Linked DNA regions of Homo sapiens: region 1 is linked to region 2. A link is an interaction called in ENCODE POLR2A ChIA-PET data of the cell type or tissue named here. Cell type or tissue: Panc1. All regions are shown on one strand.

Region 1 (5,000 bases), 66 kb after region 2:
TTGCTTATGCACTGACTTTGAAAAAAGTTCTCAGGTATCTATTATTTTTAAGAAATGGCAGTATTGATTGAATAGGTGTTTATTTAGTTATTCCTAGTGAGTACTCTGAAAAAAACCCAAAACCAACCCACATTTGTTTGAATATACAATCCTAGAAAATTTGCTTTAAAATATTAGGGACACTATTTTGCATTTGCATCTCATATTTTTAGAACTGGCACCCTTTAAATTGCCCTGTTATGCAAGTGAGATTAAATAAAATGCTTAGTTAAAAAGTCATAGCATGGTTGGTAATTTCTGCCTATTTGCTTTTAGGGATTACATGTAAATCCTCCATTTATTGCTGTTAACACTTGGCTGAGAAAAGTAAATTTATCCCTAGAGGGGTTTAAAGGCTTCGTTTTGTAACTCCCATGTAAAAAGGGTTAGAGTAAATCTATTGTGTAATTTTACATGGCATTTATATTGAGAAATGGATTTGGCAAGGCAACAGTTAGGTCTTACTTCAGCCTTCATTGGTCTTGAAATAGATTCATAGTAACAGTAAATATTTTTCATAATATTTGAACTTTTGAAGTTGCATTTTGCCTGATTTACAATTTGTGTCAAAAATTTTAATCAGTTCAGTAATGGCACGGCTAAGCTTGCAGTACTAGTTTCCTGTATCCTTTTAAAGCCTAAAATGCGGCCGGGCGCGGTGGCTCACGCCTGTAATCCCAGCACTTTGGGAGGCCAAGGTGGGCGGATCACCTGACGTCAGGAGTTCAAGACCAGCCTGGCCAACATGGTGAAACTCCGTTTCTACTAAAAAATACAAAAATTAGTTGGGCGTGGTGGCGCATGCCTGTAATCCCAGCTACTCGGGAGGCTGAGGCATGAGAATCGCTTGAACCCAGGAGGCGGAGGTTGCAGCGAGCCAAGATTGCTCCACTGTACTCCAGCCCGGGCAACAGAACGAGGCTCTGTCTCAAAAAAAAAAAATAAAAAGCCTAAAATGCCAGGGAAAGACCTTCCTATCTGTGACACAAGTAGGCTGGAAGGGTGATTCTGAAAATAGTGGTAGGTTGCTCAAAAGAAACCCAAAGTGAAATAGGCAGTTGGATAAACAGATTCCAGGAGCTTGCCAAACATTTTACCAAGCATTTTATATCACATGCAGTCTTGGCAAGACCTGGTCTCTATGAGTTTGCTATTATCAGTGATACTAATTCCTAAAAAATGGTGACCTCCTTAGAATTGTCATATGTTACCTGTTTTTCCAATAACATAAGTCACTTTTTTTTTTCTCCTGCCTGAGATATTTTTGTTTTATTAGCAGGACTTGAAGTTTTTCGTTAAGTATAGAATAGCTTCCATTTTTCTTCATGTATGTTTCACTGAAGCAGTACATCAATTTGTAGTTGGCATACCACTTAATCTAAAATTGTTACCTTGTTCTCTTTGGTCCAAAGATACTCTAATGAAATATTGGAGTGGGTATAGAGCAGAGTTAAACTTGGAGACAGATTTTGTTTTAAATATTTGTTGTGGTGAAAAAAAAAATAGAGGGCATAGGGATGCTATTTAGAGCATTGGAAAATTTCATTAGACCATGAAAATATGTGAAATGTTACAGAAAGTATTATCTTATAAAAGTGAAATATGATTTTGATTGGAGTTTTAGGTTTAAAATAACCATAATGCTGTATGTTGGGTAAGATGAAACAATATTCATTCATTCAGCAAGGATTTGTGGAGTGCTTTCCTGTGGCAGGTGTTCTTCAAGATACAGTGGGCAGGATGACTCATGATGGTAATTCTAGGACTTTGAGAGGCTGAGGTGGGAGGATTCCTTGAGCCCAGGAGTTTGAGGCCAGACTGGGCAATATAGTGAGACCTTGTCTTTACAAAATAAAAATTATAAAATTAGCCAGGTGTGGTGGCATGCACCTGTAGTCCCAACTACTTGGGAGTCTGAGGCGAGAGGATTGCTTGAGCCCAGGAGGTTGAGGCTGCAGTGGGCCATGGTCACACCACTCCACTTACAGCCCGACCTTGTCTCAAACAAAAAACAGAAAAACCACAGTGGTGAATAGAATAGAATAGATGAGGCCCATCCCATGCCTTCCTGGAGCTTATAGTCTAATGACGGAGAAAGGCAATAAACAAGGAAAAAATGAATAGATGATGGAATTTTAGTAGTAAATAAAGGCCATGAAGAAAACCAAAGGCTGGGTGAGGTGGTAGATGGTGATGCTGTTGGGAAGCTGTTTTGGAGAGTGTCACTACACCACTGCTTCTCCTCATTGACAAGGGAGCCTGCCTAGTCCCTTTCCAATTCTCCGTTTGAAGAGGAGGTTAAAGGAGTGGACCTCTTTGGGAAGTGCAACTCAAGAGAGTGGCAGGCTTTATATTTCCTCTGTCCTTTTTTGCAGCATCTGGAGGAGCAGAGGATGGGGGGTTAGAGAGTGGTTAAAGGGCACTGTCTGTTTATCACTATGGTGACCTACATGTATTTCTTTGTGCTGACCATGCTGTTTTGGGTGACACTTCTTTATATTCAATGCTCTTCTTCTGGAATCAAATTCCTTACCTGCTGCTTCTGTCCACTTGGGGGATTTTTTTTTTTTCTCACTCATCCTTTAAAATCATGGCCAAGCATTGTCTTCCTTTCTTAGAACCTTCCTTGATGACTCTGTCCGATGCAGAGTTGACTACTCTCTCTTTTTAGAGGGGTTAGTGTTACTCCTCTTTAGTATTTCTATTATCACTGTTGTATCATACTGCAATTTTTTGTTTTCATGCCTATCTCTGTTTTATGTCCCTAATGATAAGAAATTTAACTTTACTTTCTCGGTATTCGTAGATCCAACCTTAGGTACCTAATAAATTTCTGCTGAATGAATGAGTGAACGAAAGATAAACTTGCAAATATATATTTCTATATTGGATCTTTCTGCCAGGTGTCAAACCCATGGACAGTGAATATTGTCTAAGACAATAGAATATTGACTAAGAGCTTTGGGTTAAGAGCTGTGTTTGAATCTTCGTCCTACATACAGACGGCTTTGAATTTTGGAGAGATTAAATGAAATAATGTATATAAGATTAGCAAACATAGCAAACACCATGAGTAAATGCTAATTGTTATATATGTCCAACTGCCTACTAGACAATTCCCTTTGGATATCTTGTAGGAGTCTGAAATTTATACTATTAAACCAAAGTTACCATTTTCCTAAAATTGAATTATTTTCTTTTGGTTAGCAAAACTAGTTTATCCACTCACTGAAACTGATAGAATTTCCAAGTCAAAGAATATAGAGTTTTAAATGGCTTTAAATGACCAGCTTTTCAAATTATTGTGTAGAAGTGTAGCCCAGTAGAGCGTAAGAGTGACCATTTTCCCACACCTCCCGCCAACAGGAGATATTAAGAGCTTTTGAATATACACTGCACAGGCAAACAATGGGTTTGATCTGTTGACCATTTGTATTCTTTTATGAGTTGCCTATTATGTTTATATGCCTGTTATGAGGTGTTTTCATATTTATTTGTGAGGGTACACATACTTGTGATATTGAAGTACCACACTGTGTTGTAATCATTGGCTTAAACCTCTCTTCTAACAGAGTGCAAGCTCTTTAAAGGCTCATTCACACTGCTTTCCCAGCACCTCACCTAATTTCTTGTTCTTCGCACATCACTTAATGCATGTTTGTTGAATTGAAACTTCAGTGTACAGGAGATTGAATCCCGGAGGATTTAGATTTGTAGTATTTGAATTATTATTGTTCTATTGGGGATTTTTATTGGGGGAGCCAGGCTTCTGTTACATCAGACATTCACAGGTCATTGAATTTCAGTAGCAGTTCTCATGAATACAAGAATAGGTTGAACAACACCAGGTTATGTTGTAATTTAGTAGTTGCTGTTCATCTAGTGTTATCTGCAGTTGTCTGGGCATTATGGCCTACCTGCTTAGCATCATAACTTAGTAAACTTATATGTATGAAAATGGAATAGTTACCCTCTGAGTATCTAGTAACAAATCTTTGAATTGAATGTCACATGTAAGGTTGTTTATGCTAAGTCTTGTTGAGAAGATAGGAATCGATAGTCTTTTCTGTTTGCCATAATGACATTGAACTTTGAAGAGAGAATTTCTACTGTGTTACACTCCACCATCAAAAATGCATAACTGCGTCAGTCAACCCTGAAAAAGTTTATACGGACAACTTTTGGGATATTAGCAATCAGTGACTAACGGTAGTAGAGAAAAGAAAAAACTGTAAAAAGAATCACATTACCCTAATTTATTGCTTTTCGGGGGTTAGGGAGAGAATTGCTGAAGGATGGGGGAGAGCTAGGGCTTAGATGATATACACTCTTTCTTGTATATATTTTCTTTCACAGCTACATTGCTCCGTTTCTGTGACTCAGCTCATGTTATAATATGATTGATAGCCTTTGTTTGGGGCTTCTGTTTAAAACAACATGGACCTGGCTTTTTCCCCCCTTCTTTTTAATTTGGAATTTTTTTAACAGCACATTTGCTCAGATGATTTAAACCAGGGATTGTCAAGGCAGACTACTGTCCAAGGGCTAAATCAACTCTTCACCTGTTTTATGAATACAGTTTTACTGGAACACAGCTATGTTCATTCATTTATATATCATCTGTAGCAGCTTTGGGGCTATATGGACAGAGTTGAGTGGTTGCCGTAGAGACTGTGTGGCTTACAAAGCCTAAAATAATTAATGCCTGGCTCTTGACAGAAAAAGTTTGCCAATCTCTGATTTAGACTTAGTAAAATTAAAAAGTAGAACAAAAAGTTATGAACTCCAGTTAAGTGAGTTTGCATAGATAAAAAGAGTACTGTAATGTTTCTAAAGTTTGTATTTAAAAGGTTACTTTGTTTTATCTTGAGATTATGTTGAATTGTTCCTTTTCTTGGGGCCCCTTCAGCAGCAGCCTGAGTGATAGTGACACCTTGGCCAGCCAATCTCCAAGCTACGTG
Region 2 (5,000 bases):
TGCTTTCATATACATTTTAGGATTGTTTTTTTCTATTTCTGTGAAGAATTTCATTGTTTTTTGATAGGGATTGCATTGAATCTATAGATTGCTTTGGGTGGTATGGACAATTTAACAACATTGATTCTTCCAATCTACGAACGTGGAATATCTTTCCATTTTTTGGTGTCCTCTTCAATTTCGTGCATCAGTGTTTTATAGTTTTCATTGTAGAGATCTTTCACTTCTTTGGTTAATTCCTAGGTATTATATTTTATTTGTAGTTATTGCAAATGGGATTACTTTCTTGATTTCTTTTTCAGATTGTTTGCTGTTGGCATATAGAAATGCTACTACCGATTTTTGTATGTTGATTTTGTATGCTGCAGCTTTGCTGAATTTGTTAATCAGTTCTAACATTTTTTTTTTGGTGGAGTCTTTAGGATTTTTTTCAGACATAAGATCATATCATCTGCAAACAAGGATAATTTGACTTCTTCCATTCCAATTTGGATGCTCTTTATTTCTTTCTCTTGTGTGATTGCTCTAGCTAGGACTTCTAGTACTACGCTGAATAAGTGTTGAAAGTGGGCATCCTTGTCGTGTTCCAGATCTTTGAGGAAAGGCTTTTAAGTTTTTCCCCATTCAATATGACACCAGCCGTGGGTCTGTTGTATATATATATATGACTTTTATTATGTTGAGGTATGTTCCTTCTATGCCCAGATTTTTGAGTGTGTTTTGTTGTTGTTGTTGTTGTTGTTGTTATGGAGGGATGTTGAATTTTATTAAATGATTTTTCAACATCAGTTGAGATAATTATATGATTTTTGTCCTTCATTCTGTTGATATGACCACACCGATTGACTTGCATATATTCAAACATCTCTGCATCCTTGGGATAAATCTCACTTGGTCATGATGAATGATCTTTTTTAATGTGTTGTTGAATTCGATTTGCTGGTATTTTGTTGAGGATTTTTGCATCAATGTTCATCACAGATATTGGCCTGTAGTTTTCTTCCTTTTTTTTTTTTTTGGTTTGCTTGTCATGTTTTTGTCTGGTCATGGTATCAGGGTAATATTGGCCTCATAGAATGAGTGTGGAAGTATTCCCTTCTCTTATATTTTTTGGAATAGTTTGAGTAGGATTGGTATTAGTTCTTCTTTAAATGTTTGGTAAAATATAAGAGTGAAGCCATCGAGTTCCAGGCTTTTCTTTGCTGGAAAACTTTTCATGATGGTTTCTATCTCTTGTGTTGGTCTGTTCAGGTTTTGGATTTCTTCATGGTTCAATCTTAGTAGGTTGTATGTGTCTAGGAGTTGATCCATTTCTTCTAGGTTTTCCAATTTATTGGCATATAGTTGCTCATAGTAATCTTTCATGATCCTTTGAATTTCTGCAGTATCAGTTGTCTACTTTTTCATCTCTGACTTTATTTATTTGGGTCTTCTCTCTTTTCTTCTTAGTCAGTTGGGCTAAAGATTTGTCAGTTTTTTTTTTTTTTAACCAATGTTTCATTTCATTGATCTTTTGCATTTTTTTTGGTTTCAATTTTATTTGTTTCTGCTCTGATCTTTATTATTTCATTTTTCTATTACTTTTGAGTTAAGTTTGCTCTTTTTTTGCCCTAGTTCTTTAAGATGCATTGTTAGGTTGTTTATTTGAAGTTTTTCTTCTCTTTTTCATGTAGGCACTTACAGCTATAAAATGTCCTCTTATTACTACTGCTTTTGCCATATCCAGTAGGTTTTGGTATGTTGTGTTTCCATTGTCATTTCTTTATTTCCTTCTTAATTTCTTCATTGACCCATTGGTCATTCAGAAGCATATTGATTAATTTCCATGTGTTTGTATAGTTTCCAAAATTTCTCTTGTTATTGATTTCTAGTTTTATTTCATTGTAGTCAGAGAAGATAGTTGGTGTTATTTCAATTTTTTTTAATTTTTAAAGACTTGTTTGTGACCTAACGTATGGTCTACCTTTGGGAATGATTCATGTGCTGAGGAAAAGAATGTATATTCTGCAGCCGTTGGATGAAATATTCTATAAATATCTATTGGGTCCATTTGATCTATAGTACAGATTAAGTCTGACGTTTCTTTGTTGGTTTTTCTGTCTGGATGATATGTCCAATGCTGAAAGTGGAGTGTTGAAGTTTCCAGCTATTATTGTACTGGGATGTATCTCTCTTTTCAGCTCTAATAATATTTGCTATATATATATATATATATATATATATATTTACATATATATATTTATATATATATTTCTGCTTCAGGTTTGGGGTGCATATATATTTACAATTGTAATATCCTCTTGCTGAATAATATATTGACCTTTTTGTCTCTTCTTATAGTTTTTGTTTTGAAATCTATTTTGTCTGATACAAGTGTAGCTACTCCTGCTCTTTTTTGGTTTCTATGGGCACAAATTATCTTTTCCATCCCTTTATTTTCAGTCTATGTGTATCCTTATAGGTGAAGTGTGTTTTTTGTAGGTAAGAGATCATTGGGTCATGTGTTTTGTTTTGTTTTAGCCATTTAGCCACTCTATGTCTTTTGATTGGAGAATTTACTCCATTTACATTCAATGTTATCATTGATACATTATAATATTTTATTTGTGTATGTGTGTTTATGTGTGTGTGTGTGTGTGTTTCTGGTTTTGTGGTCTTCTCTTCCTCCTTTTTTTTTTTTTTTTTTTTTTGAGATAGAGTCTTACTCTGGCGCCCAGGCTAGAGTGCAGTGGCGTGATCTCGGCTCACTGCAACCTCCACCTCCTGGGTTCAAGTGATTTTCCCGCCTCAGACTCCCAAGTAGCTGGGATTACAGGCATGTGCCACCACACCTGGCTAAGTTTTGTATTTTCAGAGTAGAGACGGGCGTTTCACCATGTTGGCCAGGCTGGTCTAAACTCCTGACCTCAAGTGATCCACCTTGGCTTCCCAAAGTGCTGGGATCATAGGCATGACCCACTGTACCCAGCCCTCTCCTGCCTCTTTTCTTCCTTCCTGTCATGCTCTAGTGAAGATAATTTTTCTCTGGTTGTATAATTTAACTTCTTGCTTTTTATTTTTAATGTATCCATTGCATGTTTTTTGATTTGAGGTTACCATGAAGCTTGCAAATACTATCTTATGAACTATTATTTTATGCAAACACCGTTTGCATAAACAAACAAGCAAAAAGAAAACTGATAAAAACTCTACACCTTAACTTTGTCCCCCCACTTTTTAACTTTTTGTTGTTTCTATTTATATCTTATTGTACTACCTGTGTCTTGAAAAGTTGTTGTAATTATTCTTATTCTTATTCTGATTTTGAGACAGTCTCACTCCATTGCCCAGGCTGGAGTGCACTGGCACAATCTACTCACTGCAGCCTCAACCTCTCAGGCCCCAGTGATCCTTCCATCTCAGCTTCCCAAGTAGCTAGGACCACAGCTGCCCACGACCCTCCTAGTTATTATTATTATTATTGCTTGTAGAGATTGGGCCTCCCTGTGTTGCTCAGGGTGGTCTCGGACTCCTGGGTTCAAGATCCTCATGACTTGGACTCCCAAAGTGCTGGGATTACAGGCATAAGCCACTGCATGTAGCCTTGTAGTTATTATTTTTGTTAGGTTCATTGTTTAGTCTTTCTACTTAAAAGTAGTTTACACATTACAGCTATAGTGTTATAGTACTCCATGTTTTCCTGTGTAGTTACTACTAGCAGTGAATATTGCACCTTCAAAGGATTTATTATTGCTCCTTAACATCCTTTTCTTTCTGATTAATGTACTCCCTTTAGCATTTCTTGTAGGACAGAGCTGGTGTCAATGAAATCCCTCAGCATTTGTTTGTCTGGGAAAGTCTTTATTTCTCCTTTATGTTTGAAGGATGTTTTTGCAGGATATACTACTCCAGGGGTAAAAGACTTTTTTCTTTCAGTACTTTAAATATGTCATGCCACTCTCTCCTGGTCTGTAAGGTTTTTATTGAAAAGTCTGCTGTCCGACATATCAGAGCTCTGTTGTATGTTACTTGTTTCTTTTGTGCTTTCAGGATCCTTTCTTTATCCTTGATGTGTGGGAGTTTATTACATGCCTTGAAGTAGTTGTCTTTGGGTTAAATCTGCTGGGTGTTCTATAACCTTCTTGTAGTTGAGTATTGATATCTTTCTCTAGGTTTGGGAAGCTCTCTTTTATTATCCATTTCAATACATTTTGTGGTTTTTAACTTACTTTTAAGTTCAGGGATACACGTGCAGGTTTTTTACATAGGTAAACTTGTGTCATGGGGGTTTGTTGTACAGATTATTTCATCAGCCAGGTATTTGGCATAGTGCCCATAAGTTATTTTTCTTGATCCTCTCCCTCCTCCTACCCTCTTGTAGGCCCCAGTGTGTGTTGTTCCCCTCTATGTGCCCATGTGTTCTCATCATGTAGCTCTCACTTATAAGTGAGAGCATGTGGTATTTGGTTTTCTGTTTCTGCATTAGTCTGCTAAGGATAATGACCTCCAGCTCCATCCATGTCCCCACAACACGATATCATTCTTTTTTATGGCTGGATGGTATTCCATGGTGTATATGCACCAATTTTCTTTATCCAGTCTATCATCGATGAGCATTTAAGTTGATTCCATGTCTTGCTATTGTGAATAGTGCTGCATGAATAAATTTTCTACCCCTATCTCTTTCTCTACCTCTTCTTTAAGGCTAAAACTCTTAGATTTGCCCTTTTGAGGCTATTTCCTAGATCTTGTAAGCATGCTTCAATCTTTTTTATTCTTTTTTCTTTTGTCTTCTATGACTGTGTATTTTCAAATAGCCTGTCTTCAAGCTCACTAATTCTTCTGCTTGTTCAATTCTGCTGTTAGTGTACTCTGATGCATTCTCCAGTGTGTCAACTACATTTTTGAAATCCAGAATATCTGCTTGATTCTTTTTAATTATTTCAGTCTCTTTATTACATTTATATGGTAAATTCCTTCTCTATGTTATCTCAGATTTTGTTGAGCTTCCTCAAAACAGC

The links. Peaks named below come from ENCODE experiments on the same cell type or tissue, not always from the same donor. Only the 100,000 strongest peaks of a DNase experiment are listed, where the experiment ranks them.
Region 1: POLR2A ChIA-PET joins it to region 2 with 8 read pairs; 5 of 35 experiments call an interaction of 5 or more read pairs at or near these places.

What each region holds. Positions count from the first base shown.
Region 1 is chr2:36,572,257-36,577,256 of GRCh38, reverse strand. The region is part of intron 5 of FEZ2 (fasciculation and elongation protein zeta 2); the gene reads left to right. Among named protein-coding and RNA genes, the nearest start is that of FEZ2, 23 kb to the left of the region's middle. In Panc1, no CTCF peak of the experiment used is centred here; no DNase peak of the experiment used is centred here; H3K27ac peaks cover 3,562 bases.
Region 2 is chr2:36,638,372-36,643,371 of GRCh38, reverse strand. No RefSeq gene overlaps it. Among named protein-coding and RNA genes, the nearest start is that of FEZ2, 43 kb to the right of the region's middle. In Panc1, no CTCF peak of the experiment used is centred here; no DNase peak of the experiment used is centred here.